2 separate regions of the Homo sapiens genome follow, and region 2 is linked to region 1. Evidence: read pairs that join two places in POLR2A ChIA-PET (ENCODE). Cell type or tissue: B cell. All regions are shown on one strand. Each heading gives the region's core, and the rest is flanking DNA. Links, peaks and the distances in the headings are about the cores only.

Evidence for each region. Peaks named below come from ENCODE experiments on the same cell type or tissue, not always from the same donor. Only the 100,000 strongest peaks of a DNase experiment are listed, where the experiment ranks them.
Region 2: POLR2A ChIA-PET joins it to region 1 with 6 read pairs; 5 of 35 experiments call an interaction of 5 or more read pairs at or near these places.

The regions. Positions count from the first base shown.
Region 1 is chr14:102,534,693-102,539,509 of GRCh38, reverse strand. No RefSeq gene overlaps it. Among named protein-coding and RNA genes, the nearest start is that of MIR4309, 2.5 kb to the left of the region's middle. In B cell, for the core only: no CTCF peak of the experiment used is centred there; no DNase peak of the experiment used is centred there.
Region 2 is chr14:101,774,500-101,779,316 of GRCh38, reverse strand. The region is part of intron 2 of PPP2R5C (protein phosphatase 2 regulatory subunit B'gamma); the gene reads right to left. Among named protein-coding and RNA genes, the nearest start is that of PPP2R5C, 15 kb to the right of the region's middle. In B cell, for the core only: no CTCF peak of the experiment used is centred there; DNase peaks (open chromatin) are centred at 2,726 and 3,106; H3K4me3 peaks cover 526 bases; H3K27ac peaks cover 977 bases.

The sequences.
Region 1 (4,817 bases), core at 404-4,403:
AGGCCTTCTCCAGAAACTCCCGGTCTCCACCCCCGGCCCGCCAAGGGGCGGGTGCATCCCACCTGCTGTGGGCTGAACCTAGTCCTGGTGGCTCTTATCAGTGCCCTGAGAGGTCCCCGGGAGGGAGCCGCATCCCACCAATGGATGAGGACACAGGAGCCCCATGGAGCTCACCCCCAGCCTGGCCTTCCCAGAACAGAAAGATGGCGGCCCCCAGGAGGCCCTCCTGGCCCTGGCCCGGGTCGGCTGAGGGCAGGGCCTGGTGACAGTTTCCGGTGTGTCCTCCGCAACAGCCTTCTCAGGCTCTCACCCTCACCCCACCCCAGAGTCTCTGTACACCCCTGCTTGGACAGCTGGGGGGCACATAGAGCATGACTCCGGCCCACCAGGGCCAGGGTGGGGGCTGCACCCCAAATGCCTTTGGCCTGAGTCCTCTAGCGGTTGGGAGGAGCCACCCTGACAGGGGCATCAGGTGATGTCCTAATTGCATCCAGTTAGGATCCAGTAGGCCTCAGTGGGCCCCAATAGCAGCTGGGGCCAGGCCTGGAGGAGGGGATCTGAGCCCTGGGCCGGCCGGGCAGCTACGCAGGACTCTGCGGGGCCGGGCATGGCCTGGCGTTTCACACGACCCAGTCCCATCCCTGGGCCTCAGTCTTCTGTGTGTGGAACAGGAACACCCCCTTGAGGGCTGTGGTGAGGACCCGATGATACTGGCGAAGTGCCCTGGGCCCAGCTGGCCCTCCTGTCTTGGTCCCGGGGCATGGTGGGAAGGGAGCTGGGGGGCAGAGTGTGGCAGGGTCATCCCCCTCCTGACTTCCTGGCGTGGCATTGAGTTGGGAAAGGTTGCAAAGGGGTGAGCTCTCCTGAACTGGTGGCCCAGGCAGCTGGGGAGGGGCAGCACAGCGCAGAGTGCCCCTGCTGGGTGCTGGGTGGGGCACCAGTGTCCAGAACGCTCAACACAGCCCTCCCCTTGGGGCTGCAAGGCCCCCACCCCATATTAGCCTGGCAGCACTGGGGATGTGGCACCAACACCTTCCAGTGGAAGTGTCTGTGACGGGAGGTGAAGGCTGGGTATTTAAACATCTGGAACCAGCTCTGAAGGCCAGGCCCGCTGTGGGGGGTTTGGGTTCCAGCCAGCCGCGCAGCGTGGGAAGGATCACAGCAGTGTGGGCCAGTGGAGAGCGGTGGCTGGCTCCAAGTACAGATTCTGCCTCAGTTTCTCCATGGGTGTCTTGGGGGCTGGTCTTCCTCAGCCCCAGCTGCCTGCCCTTCTCGCCCCCCCACAGCTCATTTCTGCAGGTGGCCCTCCCTCCAGCCCCGGCTGGGCCCCTTCCCTGTGGCTGAGTTACCCCCGGCCTGCCCCTGCCAGTGGGGCTCCTGCTCCCACGGGGGCATCCTTCACACATTTTTTCCCAAACCGCCCCTCTCCCGCGTCATCACAGCTCCTTGGATTTACATCGGCCAGAGCAGCAGGCCTGGGCCTCCTGTTCACCAGCCATCCCTGTCACTGAAGCTGGTGTGCCCTGGGGCAGGGTCAGGGATGTGGCACAGAAGGCTGCCCGGCAAGTGCCTGAGGAAAGAGGGAAAGTCTGAATGCACAGAAACAAACACATCAACAGATGCTATTCACAGCTCACGAGAATCCCATGATATCCCCATTTACAGAAGTAGTGGGCACAGAGAGGTTAAGCAACTTGCCTGGAGTCACACAGCCTGGAAGTGGCAGAGCTGGGATTTGAAGTCAGATGAGTGACAGCCTTCAGCAGCAGGCCCTTTCCCTGAAAAATGGGACCTCCTGGAGGCTGGATAAGGCCTCAGTGGAGACACTGTGGCCCTCACAGCAAGTCTGACAGACACACAAACAGAGACTTCAGGTCTTGCCCTGGGAGGAGAAGGAGCTGGCCCTGCTTCCTCTCCTGCCTGGGGAAGGATGTGCACACACCAGGAAGCCACCAAGAGGGGCTCAGATCCCAGCAGGTTTGCCCTTGGCCTGGGCCCCAGACCCCCCTGTGGTCCTAGGTCTGAGGACCTGCCTGGGGACAGGGCTGGGCCGCTGGTCCCAGGGCCTTGCAGCCCCAAGGGGAGGGCTGTGTTGGGCATCCTTGAAACTGGTGCCCCACCCAGCACCCTGACGTACTCCCCTGGGGGTCAGCTCTCCACAGCAGCTGAGGTTGGAGGGCTTAGGGGCCCCAGAAGTGCCTTGCCGGTCAGTCACCCTCAGAGCACCAGGGAGGACTCTCCCAGGAGCTTATTAGAAATGGAGGGTCCAGCCGGGCGCAGTGGCTCACACCTGTAATCCCAGCACTTTGGGAGGCCGAGGCGGGAGGATCACGCGATCAGGAAATCAAGAACATCCTGGCTAATACGGTGAAACCCAGTCTCTACTAAAAATACAGAAAATTAGCCAGGTGTGGTGGCAGGCGACTGTAGTCCTAGCTACTCGAGAGGCTGAGGCAGGAGAATGGCATGAACCCGGGAGGCGGAGCTTGCAGTGAGCTGAGATCGCACCACTGCACTCCAGCCTGGGTGACAGAGCGAGACTCCATCTCAAAAAAAAAAAAAAAAAAAAAAAAAAGAAATGGAGGGTCCTGGCCAGGCACCGTGGCTCACGCCTGTAATCCCAGCACTTTGGGAGGCCAAGGCGGGCAGATCACAAGGTCAGGAGTTCGAGACCAGCCTGGGCGACATGGTGAAACCCCTGTCTCTACTAAAAATACAAAAATTAGCCAGGCATGGTGGCGCAGGCCTGTAATCCCAGCTACTCAGGAGGCTGAGGCAGGAGAATCACTTGAACCTGGGAGGCAGAGGTTGCAGTGAGCCGAGATTGCGCCACTGCACTCCAGCCTGGGCAACAGAATCGAAACTCCATCTCAAAAAAAAAAGAAAGAAAGAAACAAGCCCCTGAACTCTGCTCCCTCTCCTGTCTCCAACTCACGAGGAGGAGCAGGCAGGCTCGTGGCTTATCTGCAAGGCTGTTGTAGTCGGGCGGGTCGGGGGACATAGGGTAATCCCTCCAGCGTCCTATCGATGTCCCTGGTCACCCTCCGCAGTGATTGCACGAAGAGCTTTCACTGAGCACTCCAGCTGTCCCGAGAGCTGTCAGGGGATCTCACCTGCTCAGGACTCCTCGTTTTGCAGTGGAGGAAAGTGAGGCACAGAGAAGTTATGTAATTTGTCTAGAAGTATGTAACACAGCTGGCATGCATAGGAGCCGGGATTCGAACCCAAGCCATCAGGCCCAGAACCCCTGCTCTTAACCATGAAAGTTATATGTCTTCTTGTGTAAAACAGCTGGAGCCCCCATCACGCGACAGGGAGAATGGCCATCTTTCTTCCCTGGGTCCTACAGGAAGTCCAGGCACCCCAGGGGCTTCCTCCATTCTGAAGAAAGACTAGGAAAACCTCTGTCCCAGGACACCCTTCTCTGCCGCCCACTGCCCGGCTGCTGGGGCTGCCTCACTGAGGTAGGTGTCAAGGGCACAGGAGGGGAGGGGTGCTCCCAGGGCCTGGCTGCCAGGGAATTTACATGCCCTAGAGTCACAATGCTTCATCTGGCTGGGAGCAGTGGCTCACGCCTGTAATCCCAGCACTTTGGGAGGCCGAGGCAGGTGGATCACGAGGTCAGGAGATCGAGACCATCCTGGCTAACAGGGTGAAACCCCGTCTCTACTAAAAATACAAAAAATTAGCCGGGCGTGATGGTGGGCGCCTGTAGTCCCAGCTACTTGGGAAGCTGAGGCAGGAGAAGGGCATGAACCCGGGAGGCAGAGCTTGCAGTGAACTGAGATCACGCCACTGCACTCCAGCCTGGGCAACAGGGCGAGACTCCATCGCAAAAAAAAAAAAAAAAAAAAAGAAAGAAAGAAAAAAGGAAAAAACAAGGCTTCATCTGCCCTTGCTGAAGTCTCCCCTTCCCCAGCACTCCCTCCACAGGCCTGGATCACAACCACATCCCCCTGCAGTTTCCCCAGTGCCTCTCCCCTCCCTGCCTGCCCCTCAGAGGGGTCAGGGCAGCAAGTAGCCTTGCAGGAAGGAACAGGGTGGCCTGGGGGCTCCTAGAGAGTCTCCCCCGAGCCACAGACTATCCACTCCAGCAAGGCATCCAGGCTCCCGTGTCACCAGAGGACAGATCGTTTTTTGTTTGTTTGTTTGAGACAGAGTCTTGTTCTGTCACCCAGGCTGGAGTGCAGTGGCGCAATCTCAGCTCACCGCAACCTCTGCCTCCTGGGTTCAAATGATTCTCCTGCCTCAGCCTCCCGAGTAGCTGGGATTACAGGCATGCGCCACCACGCCTGGCTAATTTTTGTATTTTTAGTAGACACGGGGGTTTCACCATGTCGCCCAGGCTGGTCTCGAACTCCTGACCTTGTGATCTGCCCGCCTCGGCTTCCCGAAGTGCTGGGATTACAGGCGTGAGACAAAACACCTGCCCCCCCCCTTTTTTTTTTCTCTGAGATACAGTCTCTGTTGCCCAGGATGGAGTGCAGTGGTGCCATCTCGGCTCACTGCAACCTCCACCTCCCGGTTCAAGTGATTCTCCTGCCTCAGCCTCAATAATAGCTGGGATTACAGGCACCTGCCACCATGCCCAGCTAATTTTTGTATTTTTAGTAGATATGGGGTTTCACCATGTTGGGCAGGCTGGTCTCGAACTCCCGACCTCAGGTGGGCCCACCTCAGCCTCACAAAGTGCTGGGATTACAGGCTAAGCCACCGCGTCTGGCCCAGTTTTTTTGTTTGTTTGCTTTTGTTTTTGAGACTGAGTCTCACTCTGTCGCCCAGGCTGGAGCGCAGTGGCGCGATCTTGGCTCACTGCG
Region 2 (4,817 bases), core at 490-4,489, 760 kb after region 1:
CTTCTACAAAGAGATTCTGAGCTTGTTGAGAGCATGGACACATCTCATGTCCCCGTTATCTGCCAACACTCAGGCAGGCTCCGGAGCTTGCTGCGTCTCCTTCACACAGTCACTGTCTCTCACGTCCTTAATTCCAGCCTTCACACAACCACTTCCATGCACACTTGATGTTCCAGCAATACCAAACTACTTGTCCTCCCAGACAAAACCTAGTTTTGTATGTCTTTTCAGATACTTTATTTTTATTTTTAATTTTTTTGAGACAGGGTCTGTCTGTCACTCAGGCTGGAGTGCAATTGCACAACCACAGCTCACTGCAACCTCAACCTGCTGGGCTCAAATGATTCTCCTCCCTCAGCCTCCTGAGTAGCTTAGTCTACAGGCACTCACCACCACATCTGGCTAATTTTTGTATTTTTTGTAGAGACAAGGTCTCACTATGTTGTCCAGGCAGGTCTTGAACTCCTAAGCTCAAGCAATCCAATCTGCTGTGGCCTCCCAAAAGTGCTAGGATTACAGGTGTGGTGAGCCACCGCACCCAGCCTTGGATCTTTTAAAAGTGCATCTGGCTCAAGGTAGTATGATACTGGCATAAGGACAGACATACAGATTGATGGAATAAAATTGAGAGCCAAGCCCATTCACCAGGGAAAGAACAGCGTCTTTAACAAATGATGCTGGGACAACTGGAGAGCCATATGGACAAGAATAAAGGTGGATCCCCCCTCACACCACAGGAAAAAAACGATTTCAACATGAATCACAAACCTAAACAGAAGAGCTGAAACCACACAACTCTTAGAAGAATACAAAGGTAAAGCTTCATGACCCTGGATTTGATAATGGTTTCTTAGCTATGACACCAAGGGTGCAAGCAACTAAAAAGAAAACAGATAAACCAGACTTCATAAAAATTAAACATTTTTGTGCAAAGGATACTATCAAGAAAGTGAAAAAACCCACAGAATGGGAGAACATATTTGCAAATTATATAAGGGTCTAGTATCCAGAATATGAAAAGAACTCTAACAACTCAATAACAAAAAGAAAACCCGATTAAAAAATGGGCAAAGGACTTGAACAGGCATTTCACCAAAAAAGATATACAAATGGCCAAACAAGCACATGAAAAGATGCTCACCACCTTTAGATGTTAGGTAAATGTAAATGAAAATTACAATGACATACTACTTCACACCTGCTGGGATACCTATTCTTTTTCAAACTGAAAAATAACTTGTTAGCATGGCCAGGCACCATGGCTCATGCCTCTAACCCCAGCACTTTGGGAGGCTGAGGCAGGAGGATTGCTTAAGCCCGTAAGTTCAAGACCAGTCTGGGCAATATAGTGAGACCCCTTTTCTACATTAAAAAAAAATAGCCAGGTATGGTGGCATGCACCTGTAGTCCCAGCTACTCAGGAAGCTGAGGCGAGAGGACAGCTTGAGCCCAGGAGTTCAAGGCTGCAGTGAGCCATCATTGTACCATCGCATTCCAGTCTAGGTGACAGAATGAGACCCTGTCTCAACAAAAAACAAGGGTCATAAAGGACGTGGAACTACAATTGGAACCCTTGTATATTGCTGGTGAGAATGTAAAATGGGGCAGCTGATATGGAAAACAGTTTGGTGGTTCTTCGGCAAGTTAAACATAAAATTACCATCCAAAGCCAGGTATGGTGGCTCAAGCTTGTAATCCCAGCACCTTGGGAGGCCGAGATGGGTGGATCACCTGAGGTCAGAAGTTTGAGACCAGCCTGGCCAACATGGTGAAACCCCATCCCTACTAAGAATACAAAAATTAGCCGGGCATGGTGGTGCTTGCCTGTAATCCCAGCTACTTGGGAGGCTGAGGCAGGAGAATCGCTTGAACCCAGGAGTTAGAGGTTGCAGTGAGCTGAGATGGCGCCACTATACTCCAGCCTGGGCAACAGAGCGAGACTCTGTCTTAAACACACAAACAAAAATGACCATCCATATGACCCAGCAATCTCACTCCTAGGCATATACCCAAAAGAACTGAAAACAAGTGTTCAAACAAAAATCGGTACACAATGTTCACAGCGCATTATTCACAATAGCCAAAAGGTAGAAACAACTCAAATATCCATCAACTGATGAAATGAAATGTGCTATATCCAAACAATAGAATATTAGCTATAAAAAGGAACGAGCGTTTGGGAGGCCGAGGCGGGCGGATCACGAGGTCAGGAGCTCGAGACCATCCTGGCCAACATGGTGAAACCCTGTCTCTACTAAAAATACAAAAATTAGCTGGGCATGGTGGTGTGCACCTGTAGTCCCAGCTACTCGGGAGGCTGAGGCAGGAGAATTGCTTGAACCCGGGAGGTGGAGGTTGCAGTGAGCCGAGATCACGCCATTGCACTCCAGCCTGGGCGACAGAGCAAGACTCCATCTCAAAAAAAAAAAAAAAAAGGGAATGAGGTATGACGCACGCTACAACATGGATGGACCTTGAAAGCATTCTGCGAAGTAAAGGAAGCCAGACACAGAAGGACAAATATTGCATGATTCCATTTCTATGAACTATTCAGAATCGGCACATCTACAGAGAGCAGACTGGTAGCTGCTAGAGGCTGGGGGAAGGGGAGTGAGGAGTGACTGCTGGTGGGAATGGGGCTTCCTTTTAGGGTGAGGAGGACTTTCTGGAATAGGTGGTGGAGAGGGCTGCACGACCCGCTGAGCATCCTTGAGTCTTCTGGGCTTATGGTGAGAACAGCAAGGGCCCCACGAAGACAGGGAGACACACACGCTTTGGGAGGATCAGCTGTTCTCAGTACAGAGAAGGCATTAGTGTTGGCTGAATAGGAAGTGAGAAACAACAGGTGTGCTTCCTCAGTTTAAGTGTTTACTCCTAAAATAAAAACTGGGTATCTATCTTAAAATGATAAGAAATCGCAGTAAAAAGGTATGATACTGTTTAGCGATCTGGTTTGGGCAACATCTAAAAAAAAAGGACTTGATTCTTCCCCTTTCGCCCTCTTCTGGAATGCTGGTTACAGGGAACTCACTCAGTGAGGGGAGAGATGACCTAGAATTTACTTTGGCCTCTTGATGTCTGGCTTAATGATGGGAAATTATTTTTCAAACTCAGTATTATCTGTCAAACCCAAATCAAAATAGTCGGCCCTTCCCTTCAGTAGAAGCCACTGAAAGTCGGTGGTCCCAGAGGGTTCCAAGCGAGCACTGTGGCCTCCACGTGTCTGAACAGTGGCTGCACACGAGCACCAGCTGCATTTTCTAGGAGGAAGGCGGGGGTGGAGTGGGGGGGGGGCACAATCTGAAATGCTATTTGAGACACTTGTCGGCCACTCAAATGGAAGCTACGGGAATAAAGAGGAAGTCGTTCCCTCCCCTTCCCAGAGCCTCTCCACTGAACAGACACGGGGTCCCTGGGGGAGGATGTGTCTTGCTGTGAGGATCTGGGATTCTGGAGTCTCTGGCTGGGGGAAGGAGGTGGTGGGGGTGTCTGGAGACAAGGAAAGATGAGGTGGCCAGTCCACATGGCAAGGCAAGGTGTTGCCCAGAAGGGCCTTGAAATTATGCAGGAGTTCAGGTTCCTAGCCAGGGTAGGTGGACTGCTGGCCCTGGGCCCAGCCCCACTGCCAGGCCCACAGGGAGGTACAGAGGCAAAGGGTGTTACCTGCCTCAGTGGTACATGGTCCTCTCCCAAGTCTTCCCAACAAGCATGGCTGCACTTCCTCAGGTAGAGGAAACAAGATGCCAGAGGTGTCCCTCACGCTCAGGGACAACGCCCCATTAGTTTCTAACAGAGACACAGCAAGCCCGAATGTCCAAGTGCCCTCACACCCCACAACCTTCCGTGCAGCCAGGCAACAGCACCCCAGTATATTGGGAGTAAAAGGCAATCTGTGCAGCAGATACATGGAAGTCTATTAGTTTCTCTACTTTGAAATATTTCATGGAAACAGCAAAATGGGCAACTGGATTTGTGACAAAGCCTCTCTCCTAGATGTTTTATCATATAAGGGATTTACCAAATGAAACAAGCAGCTCTTTCCCTTCATTTAAACACTGCAATTCTCAAAATTCACAACTAGATATAAGATATTTATTGTTCAGTTGGGCAGGGCCGAATCACTGATCTCTCAGTATCTCTTAGATGGTGAATAGAGTCAAACAAAAAAGATACCTCTTCCACAGACCATGGCTAGTACTGGTTTCAGATACAGGCCCAGGGACCAATACTAGCAGCTTCTCCAAGTGCTGAACCCGATTTGGATTCCAGTAGGCCGCGGCTGGGAAGCCACAGCCCATGAACCACATCTGGCCTCCTGGTTATTTTTGTAAATCAAGTTTTACTGGCATACACTCACGTCTGTTTATCCACCTGTTGTCTGTGGCTTCTCTCTTGCTGCAACAGCAGAGTTAAGTAGTTGCAGTAGAGACCACGCGCCCCCTGAAGCCTTGAATATTTACTATCTGGCCCTTTACAGAAAAAGGTTTACTGATTCTCGTGCCAGGACAACAATTTCTGGATGAGAGGAAGAAATAAAGGAAAACAGGACAGATTTCCCTGATCAAGGTCGATGATGCACTCACAATCAGCAAACCTCCTGAGCCTGCCTTACAAGTGAGAGTGAAGGAAGAGGCAAGTTACGACCTCCAGTAATAAAAAGATTTGCGGAGGCAGTCACTGGTGCATCTCAGCATAGCAATATTCAACAGATGCAACTTCCATCTGGCAACCACAAAGCAGCGTGGGGCTGGAGGGAGAAAGCAGGTGCTCTGTCCCTACAGAATCCCCCCGAGGCCACGCACTCAGAGACTGGGTAT